Linked DNA regions of Mus musculus: region 2 is linked to region 1. A link is a loop called in an ENCODE intact Hi-C map of the cell type or tissue named here. Cell type or tissue: gastrocnemius. All regions are shown on one strand. Each heading gives the region's core, and the rest is flanking DNA. Links, peaks and the distances in the headings are about the cores only.

Evidence for each region. Peaks named below come from ENCODE experiments on the same cell type or tissue, not always from the same donor. Only the 100,000 strongest peaks of a DNase experiment are listed, where the experiment ranks them.
Region 2: it touches region 1 in a loop (3-fold over the local background); 7 of 42 quality-filtered maps call a loop at or near these places.

What each region holds. Positions count from the first base shown.
Region 1 is chr15:81,081,105-81,089,107 of GRCm38, forward strand. All of the region lies in intron 2 of Mrtfa (myocardin related transcription factor A), which reads right to left. Among named protein-coding and RNA genes, the nearest start is that of Mrtfa, 110 kb to the right of the region's middle. In gastrocnemius, for the core only: a CTCF peak has its summit at 3,232; no DNase peak of the experiment used is centred there; H3K27ac peaks cover 3,293 bases.
Region 2 is chr15:81,299,003-81,307,005 of GRCm38, forward strand. No RefSeq gene overlaps it. Among named protein-coding and RNA genes, the nearest start is that of Gm52179, 42 kb to the left of the region's middle. In gastrocnemius, for the core only: a CTCF peak has its summit at 3,279 (motif pointing left); no DNase peak of the experiment used is centred there.

The sequences.
Region 1 (8,003 bases), core at 1,339-5,338:
GTGCACAAACAGGCACCATGTCAGGCCGGTGCCCTACTGTACCCCAGTACCTGTCAGGAGCCCTGGTGTGCTAGGACTGCAATGGGTAGTTTTGTGTGACACCAGCACCATGAAGCACACTGAAGACTGCCCCCTTCCAAAAGCAATGTGTCACTTTCTTAAGAATCTTTCACATATGCCACACATCTTAACTTTCATGTTTATTGTTATGATTTATTTAAAATAACGTCCTTCCTTGCATTTTTTTCAAAAAGTAGTTTATATATCTGTGACCTTTGCATCGACTTTCACAAGCGTAGCACTTAAGAGGTAATTACTGTGGCTTCCTGTCTCACCATGTGATCTTTCCCTTCAGCATATGCTCCCACATGCCACCATGATGTCATACAGCCAAAGGGGCCTTCACCAAAGGCCAAACCGATGGGCCTCCTGATTCTGGACTTTCAGCTGGCAAAACTATGCACTAACTCAACCTTTCCCTTATAAAAACAAAACAAAACAAAACTCTGAGTGATGCTGGCTTACTACTGCATTGTTTATGACTGCTGAAGTTCTACAGCCATTTTAATACAGATCGCAACTGAAAATTAATAAAAGAAATAACTATTCAAGAGCTTAAAAGACTTATCTGGCCAAGGCCAAATTCTAATTTAGTATCAGGCTCCTCACTAATTACATATTCAACCCAAATTTCCAACCACCCTAAACCTCCTATTCTAATCAAGGTGGAAATGTTACTCCCGGGCAGACACAGTGACTATTGCTTCCCAGATGTTTGCTTTGGGTTTCCTTCCCATCCTAACACCACAGGTTCGTTTTCCTTCCTCTGACTTTTATCTATCAAATTTGGCTTACTCTCTGGTCTAGCTCCAATTTAACCTCAACATTTCCAGATCTCAATCTCATTCCCTATTCGTCTTTTCTAAGCATCTTGTAGGCATTTAGTTAGTTAAGTTAGTGGCTCCTATATATCCAACAGGAGCAGAAGTTTATTTCTTGACTTTTAGAATCACTCCTTAGGAATCTGAGCAATCCCTGAGGTACAACGAGGCTGGGATTCCTAAGAAGGGTTAAGCAGATATAAATAGGAATAATAAAGATATAATCAAGAGTTGTTAAGTTCTTGCTAACAAGAACAAACCTGATGACTATATCACCATCGGCCCTAAGTCGGCCATCTCTCCTACTAACAGGAGAAAACAGTATAAACAGAGAACTGGTAGGTGAATCCACATATCCTTCAAGGTGTCAAGATAACCTGTACTTATACTAAGCACAATGTAATTGCCTTCAATTTTCTGCAATGTCACAAAGCCACTGTAAATTAACTACACAGTTCCTTTCTTTCAGGGCCCAGTGCCTGCCCAGCTTATGACTGCACTTGACAAATGTCTGTGTGACTTTTCATCTGTGACACAAAACGATATAAAGTTATATGTAACAGGTGGTTATATTTAACCTGATGGTTTATAACTTCCCATTACCAAGACAGTTCATTTTTGAGGCATCAAAGATCATTCACAATAGCCCTTGTGAGCAAATATCTTCTTTATGTCAGTGAAGTGCGTTTGTAAATACAAAACACTAGTAAGAGTTGGAAAGATTTATTTTTTTTAAAAAAATCCCTGTTATAATCTACTGTAGTATAATTCCAAAGTTGATTTTAAAAAAAGTTAAATTCTTCCCACAGACCAGAGCCCCAGTCTGTGGCTACTCTCCCTAGGTAGCGGGTTTATACTATTCACTCTGGTGACAGCCCCTCTCATGCGGGTCAGTCTGCTTTTAATAACACACACACAGACAGCTGAAACACTCACAACTACCTTTCTACTAATTTGTGATTTATTTCAGATGTGCACAGAAAAAAAGCCTTACACACACACACACACACACACATGAGTGTCCTGCCTTTTCTTGTCCCTGACTACCTTTGCTGCTCCTGTCTCTTCCCAGTGTCCTTTCTAGAACAATCTAAGTTTCTCTACCGAGGTCTCACTATGTGGCTCTGGCTAGCCTAGAACTTGCCACAAAGACTAAGCTAGTCTCCAGCTCCCAGAGATCTGCCTGCCTCAGCCTCCCCAGTGGGCATGCATCACCGTGTCCAGCCCTCTGCCTGAGTTTGTCTTCATACCTGGCAGAAACTACAGTTTTGTTTTATTTTGTTATTTTTTTCCCCCAAGAGGGAATTCAAAATGCCTATACTTATCTCTAGAAAACTTTTCAGATATTTTCAGTAACCTAATGGCAACAACCTTGCTACTAAAGTTTCCCGGCATCTAGCTGTTTTGGCTGATTCTGCTAAGAACCCCCACCCCGTAAGGGGGAATTTAAGTAAAAACACTGCCAGCTTCCAGTTCCCTTAGGCAAATTTCCAGCCCTAGCATAAGGCCGTGAGGTTAAACATTTCTCAGTGACGCAGGCTCCCTCAGAAGGAGGAACAAGAAAGAGAGAGAAAAAAAAATCAAAATTTATTCTTCCCAGTGCAGTAAATCAAGACAGCAGTCAAGGCCTTTAAAAGAGAGGGGTTGGGGGTGGGGGAGAAAGAGGGAGAGGGAGAGAAAGAGAAAGAAAGAGGGAAGGAGAAGAGGAGGGAGGGAGAGGAAAGAAGAAAAGCCAACCTAAACTATACACTGTGTGTGCTGCTAAGATCGGCAGTGCAAACACAGAAATGGGATGAAAGCTCTAGTGTGGGACTTAAGGTAACTGCAGAGCAGCGGCAGGCAGGTCTCTAGGTTCCCTAACTTCCAGGGTATTAACACAGTGCAAGTATGTAGGCACTATATAAAGTGTACAGCACTAGAACCCACAGAGCAGAGACTGAATCGGTAGTTGCAGGGTGAGGAACAGTCAAAACGAATCGAATCACCGTTTAAGAGGGAAACGTACAACTGGGAAAGCTGAGGGAACCTGATTTGATTAGCTTCTCAAGGAAAGACGTAAGCCGATCACAGAGGACAAAACCATCTGATTGGCTGGTAAGGTCTCTTGAGCTTCTGGCCGCCTTCAAACAGATGACAGGATGAAATAAGGTCAAATCTGTTCCCTAGGAATTGACTCATAGGCATCAGTCCTTAAATAAAATTATTACATACGGCCTACATGCTAGAACCTAGGGATACAGCAACAAGATCCCGCCTCTATTTGCAAGAATGTGCTTCCTATATACTGTGAGGCCAGCTAAGGATGCACTTTGTGGTGGTAAGAACCAACTACTAAAAAAGCATGGGAGGGTGCTAGAGAGACGCTCAGCAGCTGGGAGCCCTGGCTGCTCTTCCAGAGGACACAGGCTCGGTTCCAAGCACCTGTACTGAAACCCTCTCAACCGCCTGTAACTCTACTTCCAGGGTACGCTGACACCTTCATCTGGCCTCCTAGGGCACTGCATATATATATATATATATATATATATAGTGTAGAGATATTTGTGCAGCCAAAACATTAATACACATAAAATAAAAATGGGGGAAAATAAAGAGCCCAAGGAAAGAGCCCATCACATCTGCATGGGAAGGGGGCACATAGCACGCCTTTCAAAAGAACTAGGCCTGGTCTAGAAGGACGAATGGATGCTAACAGCCCAATGCGCACAAGGAGGAGTGGTCAGGGCAAAGGCACCAGCAGTTCCAGAACCAAAGTCAGTCAATACTCACATAGACTGAGGGACGTAACCAAGCGAGAGACTAAACACATGCATAAAGTAGTTATAGCCCACAGTAAACCTAAGAATTCTGCTTAGGAGAGTCAAATGGTTTAAAGTGGTATTTAGGAAAAGTATGTTGGCCTGGTGCAGTGGCTCATGCCTATGATCCCTGTACTTCAGAGGGTCAGACAGGAGGACTGCTATAAAGTACAAGCTGTCAAACAGTAAAAATTAGTTTTGCTGGGTGTAGTGGAGCAGGACTTTATTCCTAGCACTCAGGAAGCAGAGGCAGGTGGATCTCTGTGAGTTTGAGGCCAGCCTGGTCTACATTGTGAGTTCCAGGATATCTGGGGCTATGAAGTGAAACTCTGTCTCAGAGAAACAATGGGAGAGAAGGAAGGAAGGAAGGAAGGAAGGAAGGAAGGAAGGAAGGAAGGAAGGAAGGACTTTACCTCAAATGAGTAAACATGGGGGCTGCAGAGAGCTCAGCAGTGTAGCCTACTTGCTGCTCTTGCAGAGGACCTTTATTGGGGGTGGGTCACAAGTATTCATACATCTGCTGACAGGGGAGCTGACACCTTCCTCTAGCTTGCTCAGGCACAAGGCACACGTGTGGCTAAAACACCCATTTACATGTAATAAAAACAATTAAAAGAATAACAATTTTAAAAACAAAATACTAGCTGGTCATACGACCCAGCAGGTAAATAAAGGCACACACAGCTAAGACTAAACCTACACTTGATCACTGGAACCTACATGGCAGAGAACTGCCTCTCACAAGCTGTCTTGGGACACACACACACACACAAAACAAAGATTAGGAGGGACTCTTGGCAGCTAAATAAAGGACAGATCAGAGTTGGTTCTAGGTAGAGCAACCAATTAGAAGGCTACTGAAGCTAAAAAGTCCAATGAAACAAAGGAGGAAAGGTCAAAGAGCAGCCTCCGTGTGAAGAGCAGGGGAAAGGAGAGGAATCAAAGATGACTCCTGCCACTCTTGGTAGGCAACTGGTACTAAGTTAGGGATTACAGGCTTCAGGGTAGTCACAGGAGTGGTGACATCAGCTTTAAATGCATGTGAATCATCTAGGTGTCCAGTGGGAAGAAGCAGTGGTTAAGCGGAGTCTAGAGTAAGGTCTAGGTCAGGGCCACAGACGTAGATACATACGCCACCTGGCAATGGCACTTGAAGCCACAAGCTGAGATGAGTCTGGTGAGAGAGAATATGTAGGCTAGGACTGTCTATACGGCTGATGCTCTGGCCTGACAAAGATCAGGAAACTCACAGGACTCAGGAGACATCCCTGCAGCTTCAGGGTTGTATAATTAGTATACAACTGCTGGGAGAGAGGGGACCCTCTGGTAAGACAGCCGCTACAATTTGTTCAGGGGACTACTGGTACAGCTTTCATGAATTGTCACCCATGTGCCTACAAATGACCCCTCATTCGTGCTCCTTTATGTAGCCCCAGCAAGTTTGCTGTTCACCAACCTGGACGTGGAGGGGATAGTTTCTTCAGTTTGTCACTGCTTGTGTTGGACAAGCAGAACTGGACTCCCCGGGAAACATAATACTGCAAGGGTCAAGGCCTGGACCAAGGATACACTTTGAGAATGAACCATGGCCAATAATGATAGGAAAACAGTTACTGCAGAGAGGACATCCTAGAGTTTAGCTGTCTAGCACTTGAGCCCCTTTTAACTCTCTTCCTTTCACAGAGACACAGATTCCCCCTCTCTGGGCTCCCTGGCCTCTTAAGCTCACAAGTGAATAGTTCAAGCCCAGAAGACCAGATTCTCCCACTGAGGACTCAGAGTATGAAGAAATTATACAAAAGTGAAAAATATAATGGGAACTGCTTGTAGCAGTGGTGCCGTAAGCAGCAGGGCAGAGACAAACCTGGCTCATCTCTGTCAGTTTCTGCTCAGTGCCTGAGCTTGATTAACAAGGTATGATTCACTAATTTTCCAGTTAATTTGCCTTATGCTTAGTTTTTAAGCTGAATAAAGACAAAGGGAGAGAGAGCCTTGGCAGTGTGTCAGGCAAGACTGAGACTGCCACACAGCATTTCCTCCCAGAGGTTGTCCTCAGGAAGGAGTGATGCTCACTGAAGTGACCAATGCTCTAACGACACTCACACCAAAGCCAATGGACACACAGCGACCACAGACACATCTGCATCTGTCTGTCTGTCTATCCAGCTTCTTCAAGGTTGGTATAAAGAGGAACCCACAGAAACACTAGAACCTTGCACACAAGCATCCGGTCACACACACCGCCAGGCACCTTACCACCACCCTATCCGGTCACTCCTCACGGACTATTATCAGTCAAAAGGGCCTCAAGTTCAGAAGCAACTTTCTGTCTGGCCATGAGATCCACTGTGGGAATGAGAAGTCAAGAGCTTTGAAAAGAGGAGGATTTCTCAACTTCATTCCTTTGGGATATGTCACAGCCAGGAAGACAGAAATCGGAAAAAGCAGCTTTCACAGGCTGCCAGAGCCATGTCCGATCCCAAGGGATGGTTAGCCAGTGAGGTTCTGTGGAGCTGATGTAATGCTGGCAGAGGTTCACATTCTATGGTTGAGCATGTAGCCTCTTGACACTTAGCTCTGGGGCTAGAAGGGATAATATCCTGAAAAGCCAAGAAACCCATAACCTTGACACCACCCCACAACAATCCACATTTAAGAGTAATTTGTAAACTTGAACTGATCCATCTTTTCATGATTAGTTTACAAAGGCTTTTGTTAAACTAGAAGTTTCTAAATCTTACTTTATGTAACTCTTTTGCTATGAAGAGAAATCTCTAAAGAACATCTAAAGGACAAAGAAAATTTAGAGAGCTTAAAGTAACAAAAGAATTAAAAGAAAGGGAGGTTTTATAATGAGTACAGCCTATCCGTGGCGCATTAACCCACGGCAGAACAGCGAGTTAAAGCTGTCTATGTAATTATGAAAACAGCCTTTGAGACAGTCTAAGCTGGAAGTTTCCAAGAGCCCCACACTCTCACAGAAACCGTCCATCTTAGCCTGGGCAGCACTCTGCCATGCGGGAGGGAGCCAGCAGCAGACTCAAAGCAGAAGAATTGGACATAAACACTCTTGGTTTGTGCATGAATTGTTTAGCTTCCAAAAGAACCTATCAATCGAAACTGTTAAGTATTCTGACTTAAATACGCCACAATGATCTCCCAAGGCCTGGACAAATCTAAGTATATCAAAAAAAGAAACATTTTTTAAAGATAGGTTCTTACTGTGGAGTTTTATTACTTAGCCCAGACCAGGGCTTGCTTAGTGCAAACCAAGCTGGCCTCAAAATCACAGAGTTCTTCCTGCCTCTACTAAAATTAAAGGCTCGTATCACCACTCTTCAATGGAAAGAGATCCATTAAAGCCCCAATCAAAACACAAACTGCTTCCAAGCACACACATATTACCTTCTGAGGGATTTAACAGTTCAACACCAAGCTGAGATGATGCTAATGATGCAAACACAATCACTATGTATATATAGAAATTCACAATCTCACAAAAAACAAGGATTTTGCTTCTCAAATTGATTTAGATGTTAATGTTTTCTGTTTGTTTAACGATCCTCTCAATTGTATGAAGGAACTAAAGAGTCCTTGTTAATAGGACAATTTATAGTGGTCTTTGGGGGAGTGTTATTCTATAGGAACTGTTGGGCTAAACACCTGACTTTCTTCTTCCCAATTTCTACAATACTTCATGTTCAATCTTTCACTCAGAATATACATTTATACAGTGTTTAATCCTAACAGATGGTTGAAAAGTTAAAATTCACTGCGACAGCAAGAAGACCTAAGTTCAAATCCCTAACAACCATGTAAAAGCCAAGCAGAGCCACACAATGGGAGTACCTGCTGCAAAAATAAAGCAGAAACAGGGTGTGGTAGAGGAAGGTGGATCTCTATGAGTCTGAGGTCTACATACTGAGTTTCAGGCCAGCTGAAGGCTCCTTGGTGATACCCTGTCTCACAGAGGAGAGCAGAGGTGCACAGCGAGGGGAGGACACTCAGGTGCCCCTGTGCTTCCTTTTTCTTTTTTTTTTTCTGAGACCAGGCTCTGCTTGAACTCACAGATGTGCCTCCCTCTGCCTTCCTGAGCACTGGGATTAAAGGTGTGCACCACCACCACCAGGGTGTTGCACGTTTCTATTCAATTATAAACATTAGAAGGCACAGGAGAAGCTGCATAGTGGTGGCGCACACCTTTAATCCCAGCACTTGGGAGGCAGAGGCAGGCAGATTTCTGAGTTCGAGGCCAGCCTGGTCTACAGAGTGAGTTCCAGGACAGCCAGGGCTACACAGAGAAACCATGTCTTCAAAAAACAAA
Region 2 (8,003 bases), core at 1,613-5,612, 220 kb after region 1:
GCTAGTTCAGAGGACAGCTTTAAAGAATCAGCCTTCTCCTTCCACCATGGGAGGCCTAGGGATTGAACTTAGGACGCTGGGCTTGGCATTGGGTAGTTGCTTTTCTCCACCATGTATGTTCCAGGGGCTGGAAACAAGTGGTCAGTCTCAGATGTAAGTGCCTTTACTGAGCCAGGTCATTGACACTTCTGGGCCAGGAAATGGGGTGATGACCAGATACATTCATGTAATCGTATACGATGTAATTATAAATTCCAACGTTGCCGCAAGGTAAAGGTCTGTGAGACATTGACATCAATTTTTTTTTTTTTTTTTTTTTTTTTTTTGAGACAGGGTTTCTCTATAGCCCTGGCTGTCCTGGAACTCACTTTGTAGACCAGGCTGGCCTCGAACTCAGAAATCTGCCTGCCTCTGCCTCCCGAGTGCTGGAATTAAAGGCGTGTGCCACCATGCCCGGCAACATCAAATATTCTTTTATGATGTCCAAGTGATGGCCAATCGGTCAGTTTCTCCTGTTCACTTTTAAAAATTATGTTTATGTGTTTGTGTAAGTTCCTATGGATATAGATATGAGCATGCCATGTGTGTAAGTTTCTATGGGTGTAGGTTTGAGCAGCCACAGCACCCGTGTGGAGGTCAGAAGACACCTCATGGGAGTCATTTATCTCCTGCTAGGAGGGTTCAAGGACAGAACTCATCAGGCTTGGTGGTGACAAGGGCCTCTACCCACTGAGCCACCTTGCTGGCCTGGATGTGTCAGTGTCTTGTAGTGACTCTGGCCATCGTCACAATGATGCTTTTGAGTCAGGCTCATCTTGCCTCAGATTTCCTACTGTTTCATGTTTTCTACTAGAAATCTATTTGAAAGGCCTCGTGACCTTTTCCCTTTTTATTTTAGTTTTGTTGAAAGAGGATTTTGTTATGTAGCCTGGAACTGAGTACATCGACCAGGCTGATCTTGTTTACAGTGATCCTCCTGCCTCTGCTCCCCAAGCCCTAGGAGTACCAGCATGCACCACCATTGACATCAGCCAGTTTCCCTTGACTTAGCATCGGCTTGCTACGTCTACCTTCATCTCCTCCTTTCGTCTTGTCTTCCCCAACATGTGAGTGCTGCTTTGATTTCTAATGCTGCTTTTGAGATTTGTTGGAACCACACAGCAAGTCAAGGTTGTGCCTGTTTTCCTCCACATAGTAGTGTGTGGCTCCACATAGTGTGGCTCCACATGGTGTGGCTCGTCCTTGCTGCCACACAGACTTGTGGTTTGCTCTCTTTCGTGGCTGCCTAGTGCTCCATTCTACAGATTAATGTGACAACTGCTGGTTATTCAATTATCAGATGATTATCTGGGTATAGGTGAGGTACAAGGGACTAAACAAGCCACCCAAAAAGAAAAAAAAAAAAAAACAACAATTTTACATAGATTATAGAGCTGCCTCCCACCAAACTCATTCATCCTGAACAGAGCTGAGCCTGAGATCTTAGCGGTACATACGCACCCAGATAGGTCTTGCAGAGTCCTTGCACTTTAGCCCAGGAGAATTCTTTCCTGTTTTGCTTTGTAGAAATATCTAAAGTTTTCTCTGGCAGCCTGATTCTCAGCAAATCACTGGAAGCCAAAGATGCTCTCAGATGCAGACACACGGACGGCAAGAAATATGTTAATAATTAACACCTAGGAAAATCATAACCCGTGTTTGCAAAAAAGGCAGATGCAGAAATGCAAGTCCAGACCATACTGCCCTGGGCAAGCCTGATCCCTTCCCAGTCTGGAGTGAGTCTCTTAAGGGACAAAGCAGCCAATTGTGGGTGACTGAGACAACTGTGGGTGGCTGCCTGTGGCAGCCAGCAGAGTCATGTGAGGACTATGTGCTAAAGCAACAACTTGCCAGGCTGTGGTGGTGCACACCTCTAATCCCAGCACTTGGGAGGTAAAAGCAAGCAGATCTCTGAGTTCAAGGCCAGCCTGGTTTACAGAGTGAGTTCCAAAACAGCTAGGGATACATAGAGAAACTTGACTTGAAAGGAAAAAAAAAAAAAAAAAGCAACAACTGAATTATATACACCTTATTATATTTACTGTGGCCAGGGATCATCCACATTTTGAGAATGATTTAATAAAATGGTTAAAAACAAAACAAAGTGGCAAGTTAGGACATCTTAGAGCAAGGCAGGGGGCTGGGAGATCTGTGGCTAGTCTTCCAATCAATGTGTGTTCCTGAGCATGGTGACAGGTCACCCATGGTGACTCAGAGCAGGCAAGCGCACAGTCCTGCAAAGGAACAACACGGAGGCTCTGGGAAACCCACAGCTAGCGTCACACTCGACAGTGCACGCTTTTGCCCGTAGTCAAGAACAAGACCAAACTGTGTGGTTTCATCACCTGTTTCCTGTTGTGCGTTGCCCTGGTGCTGTTTGTACTTTGATGCTAATTCTGCTTCCTCAAGAGGGACTGGCTCAAGGAGTGGATCACGCCCTCTGGTGATTTCAGGCAAACCTTCTGCCCATTTTATAAAGCAAATCAAGGCGAGAGCCTGTGATTGGGCAGTGGATGGGAAAGGTGGGGCTGGAGGTTTTAGAGAGGGAGAGAGAGAAAGGAGGAAGGGAAGATGAGGAGAGAGAGAAGAGAGAGGAGAGAGAGGAGGATAGAGGAAGAGAGGTGGAAGGAAGATGGAGCAGAACCACGTGGCCTACAGGAACGGAAAGTAGCAAAGGATTTCCCACCTGGGGCGTGAAGTAGTGTAGTGTTCAACTGTTGAAACGCCACCTATTCTCCACAAGGCTTTGCTTGACGCAGTTGCTTTTCTGCCTGCTTCAGCTTCTACATGGAGGGTGCCAGCAGTACATCATTCAAGTTAGACATTTTTATTAGCAGCCATAAAGGCCACAAAGAGGTGGACACTATGGGTGAGAGACAGGCTTTCACGTGTCAGTTTCAATTTCTGTTGCCATTGGGAGGTCCTGAGCCTACCTTCTGCTCAGGAAAGATTGTCAATCATAGATGGCAACTCAAAAAGTTTAGGCACACGCTTGGGGAAAGGAATAAAGAAGAGAATAGCATTTGAAGGAGGCACCACCTACTCTGTCCTTTGCTTCTGCTAGATACAAAGGATGCGAGCTCTCCTGTTCCAAGTTTAATCTACCGATCCTCTTTAGGCTGTTCATTAAATGTGAAAGTCCTTCTTTTCATGGAAGCAGATTTCACCGGGCACCTCTGGAGGCCACGAGCTATAATGAAGCCAGCACCCAACGTTAACTACAATGCCCTCTGGTGGCTTGAAGTATTTTCCTTAGTTACAACAGTAAAATTAAACAAAACAAAAGCTCAGAAAACAACCATAACCACCATAAAAGTCCCAGCACTCGGGCAGTTTTCCCTCTTAAAAGGAAGCTCTTCTATAAAGTCGGAAATCATAATTGTAAAACTCCTTAGTATGTATAACCTTCGTGACCACACATCTTTCTACACAGGCTCATTACCAAACACATGGATCAGAGATGAGTAGGTGAGAAAGAGGGGTTGAGACAGCTCAGTTAGAACGTTTGCCTGGCACACCCGAAGCCCTCTGTTCCCCAGCACCATGTAAACAAGGCGTAGGCGTGGTCATGGTCGACCCAACAGTAACTCCAGTACTTCAGAGGGTGAGGGAGGCGGAGCCAAAGTTCAAGGTTATTCTTGACTTTCTGTTGCCATGACAAAACACCATGACCAAGGCAACTTGGAAAAGAAGGGCTTTCGTTAGCCTTAATTCAGCCCTGGGGAGGGGATGGGGAGGGAATTGGAGTTCACCATGGCAGAGCAAAGGCACAGAGGGAGGGACAGATAAGAGCTCACATCTTGATCCAAGAGCAGGAGACAGGGAACATACTGAAAATGCGGAGACTTTTGAAACCTTGAAGCCTGGCCCCAGGGACTCCCTCCCTCCAACAAGGGCACACCTAATCCTTCCCAAACAGTTCCACCAACTGGAGACCAAGAATTCACGCCTGTGAGCCTATGGGAGACAGTCTCGGTCAGATCACCACAGTGAGTTTGAGGCTAGCCTGGGGCACCTGTGGAGAAGTTGGTGGTGGTGGGGCAGTATAATGAAGAATCCCAACAGGAAGAAATTGCAATCTAACAAAGTCACGTGACATGGGTAGTTGTGCAGACCGGTGGAAGCAAAGCTCAAAAGGCAGAAGTGTGGGAAGTACAGGGGCTTTGGGCTCTGCAGGATTCAGTAAAGACACACATAAGGTCCTGGGACACCAACGTAAGCAGGTGGTGCCTAATGAACGGTAGCTACTGTTATGACCTAGTTTAGTAGACAGACAGTCTCCAGTCTCAGCTACTCCCACTGGGTGAGAACTTTCAGCTACTGATCGTTGTAGCATTTATACCCTCTGCAGGATCGTTGGGGAGAGCAAAGCCACATAGTACACACAGCCCAGCCCTCAGTCCTGCACCTTTCTACCCATTCCTCTTACAGTGGGATTTCTCCTGCAGATCCGCAAGCAGACATGAAGAGAGGATGTCCACACTGCTCAGTGAGGGACACTGAATGCAAATGAGTCATCAGGGAAGTGGGAGGTGCAGGCCCAGGGCACCCCAGGCACGGGCTTCTGTCTTCTCTGCATTGTATGCTGCAGGCCAGTCCAGTTGACCTGGTGAGACCCTGTCTTAAAAACTACAAACCTCTGCCTGGCAGTGTGGCACATGCCTTTAATCCCAGCACTTGGGAGGTGGGGGCAGGTAGATTTCTGAGGCCAGCCTGGTCTATAGAGCAAGTTCCAGGATAGCTGGGGCTACACAGAGAGACCCTGTCTTGAAAAACAAAAATCAAAACTAAACAAAGCAAACCATAACAAAAACACAAAACCCCTACAACCCCCCTCACACCAGAATGGCCAGCCCGGCCAAGGACGATGGTTACAGGAAACCTAAGCTGGTTTTGCGGGTTGATCTTATATAGGGAAAACGAAACAGTCCATGTTACACTTAATTTAAAATTTTAATTACTTGATGAGCTCAAGGACATCATCATCTTATTAGACTCAATTCTAAGTGTAAACAAGCCGGTTAAGAAACATGGGGTTGCGGACTGGCTCTTCCCTCGGTGCAGGAAGTGGTCCAGAGCTCTTTCCTCTCCTCTATTCAACCTCCTCTCAATGCTCAGGCCTAGGCTGGAAGGCTTCTGGGTTTGGTTCAGATTCATGTAGAGAAAATTTCTAACTGACAAACACTCTCCACTTCCTCCGTCAGACAAGCCTCCACCTAACCGCTCGCAGCTCGGTGTGTTCCCAGGGCAAACTTCACCTTCTCACCTCAAAGTCCATGACAGAGTTAGCTCCTGCCTCTCAAGCTAACAGTGATGTAGTGGCTGGGGAGGAGGCTGGGGAATTAAGAGACCTGACTGCTGTTCCAGAGGACCTGGGTTCAATTCCCAGCATCTACTCAGTACCTCACGACCTTCTAGAACTCCATCCAGTTCTAGTGATTTGATGCCCTCTTCTGGCCTCAGTGTGCACAGGGTATATAGACAAACACACAACCCAAGCACCTATACACACACATAATAATAATAATAATAATAATAATAATAATAATAAAATTAAGGCAGGTGGTGGTGGCACAGGCCTTTAGTTCCAGCACTCAAGAGGCAGAGGCAAGCAGATTTCTGAGTCTGAGGCCAACTTGATCTACAGAGGAGGTTCTAAGACAGCCAAGGCTATACAGAGAAAACCTGACTTGAAAAACCAGAAAAAAATCCTCTCTCTCACTCTCTCTCTCTGTCTCTCTGTCTGTGTGTGTGTGAGTGAGTGTGTGCACGAACAAACATGCACACATGGGCACACACATGTATTCTTGCATGTGCACATGCCACATGTGTGCAGTGTCCATATACACAAAAGCCAAAAGAGAGCACTGGACCCCCGGAGCTGGAGTTATGTGTGGCTATGGGCTGCCCAGTGTAGGTGCTGGGAGCTGAACTCAGGGCCTCTGGAAGAGCAGCAAATTCTCTTAGCCACTGAGCCATCGCTCCAACCCCACAAAATGACTTGAACGTTTACAAAACATTTTTTCATCAAACTTCTCTGCGGAAGCAGTCTAAGCTGTAGTCGTCTGTCTGACTCCCACACTGAATAATGAATTAGAAGGGCAGAGCCTGAATATTATTCATCTCTCCAGTCCCAGAAACTGGCAAGGCACTTGCATATGGCAAATAATTTAAAAAAAACTGGTTTTTTAAATACACGAGCAGAGCATTAGTCTCAAAACCAGAACCGACAATGTGATAAAGCCCTCCATATGGCACCCACAGGGACTACTCACTGGCTGGCCATCCACTCTACGAACGGGCTCCAGACTCTAAAACAAACAAGGATGAGATACACCCGGAGCAGCCAGCATCTGGCACAGGGTAGCTGCCTATAAAGCAAAAATCTAATGAGTGTTTAAAGGTTGAATAAAAGCAAACTGAAGCCATGCGATGCTGTGTGCATGTAATCCCTGCCCCTGGAAGGCAGAGGCAGGGGGATCAAGTATCTTAAGTCAGTCTAAGCTATATGGAGACTCTGTCTCAAAAAGTATGAACTAATTAAAGAAAGCTGAAAGCTGAAAACACCACAGTACAGTAAAAATGTAAACTCTGTGTATGTGTGTGCACATGTGTGTGTGTATGTGTGTACATGCAGGTGAGCGTGGAGGCCAAGAAGTCAAGAAGTGCTAGGTGTCTTTCTCAGTCTCTCTCCCCCTTATTTTCTGAGAAAACAGGCATATGCCACTGTACCTTGGTTGTCATAGGACTTCTGGGGACCTGGACTTCTGGCTCTCTTACCCAATGAGCCATCTCCTTAACTACAATGGAAAGGCCCTTTAATTAAGATAGATTCAAATGGAAAGCAATCCGCTTCATCTTCAGCCAGAAGCAGTCCACACCACGGGTGTGTGAGATGGCTCTGACCACCTGAGTTCAGTCCCAGGTCCCACACAGTGGAAGGAGTGAAGGACATATTGCTCTCTGGCCTCCACAACATGCACACTGCCTACCCAAGGAGGCCAGAAGAGGGCCTGGGACTAGAGTTACAGACAGTTGTGAGCCAGCATGTGGGTACTGAGAGTCAAATGGGTCCTCTAGAAGAGTAACCAGTGCTCTAAATCGCTGAGCCATCTCTTCAGCCCCATACACCGTATTTTACTAATATTCACCACAAGCTCCCTCTCACCTCCACCTATCTACTCTGCCCCAACTTCATTTCTTTTAGTTTAAGGCCAACCTGGTCTACATAGCAAGACCCTGACTCAAAGACAACAGTAACAAACAAAAAGCCCCAGAAGAAAACAAACAAAAGAAGACAGAAACCTAAAAAAATACCAACCATAGCTTCTCAGCTAGGGGTCGGGGCTGATGAATCCCTCCCCATACCATGTTAGCATGTTGGACTGGATCCGTCTTCTGTGAGTGCAGTGATCTTGCTACCTCCAAAACCAGTTTCCCTCTGGTCCTCTCCAACTTTCTAACCTTTCTATCCCTTCTTCCCTGCTAGTCTCTGAGCTTCAGTGTATATATGTGTATAGTGCGAGTATATGTGTGTGTGCATGCATGTGTGTGTGTGTGTGTGTGTGTGTGTGTGTGTGTGTGTGATATAGACATTCCATTTGTGTCTGAGCACTCCAGTCACTTATTCTTGCACTTTGACCAGGACAAGGTCTAAGAACTGCACTGGCCTGTGGATTCAGAGGTGAGACTGTGCAGGGAGATTTGATATGATGACCACTGTTTTGTTTTTGTGGGTCAGGCGCTCCATTACTGAGCTGTACTCCCAGCCCTTTAGAAAAGGTTTCTTTTAAATTACGTATATGTGCGTGTCTCTGCGTGTGAGCATGTGCACGCATGCTCAAGTGTCCAAAGATGGGCTGGAGTCACAGGCAGTTATATAAGCTGTCAGTCGTGGGTTCAAGGAACCAGGTTTAGATGCTTTCTCTGCAAGAGCAGTGCACGTTCTTAACCTCCGCCATCTT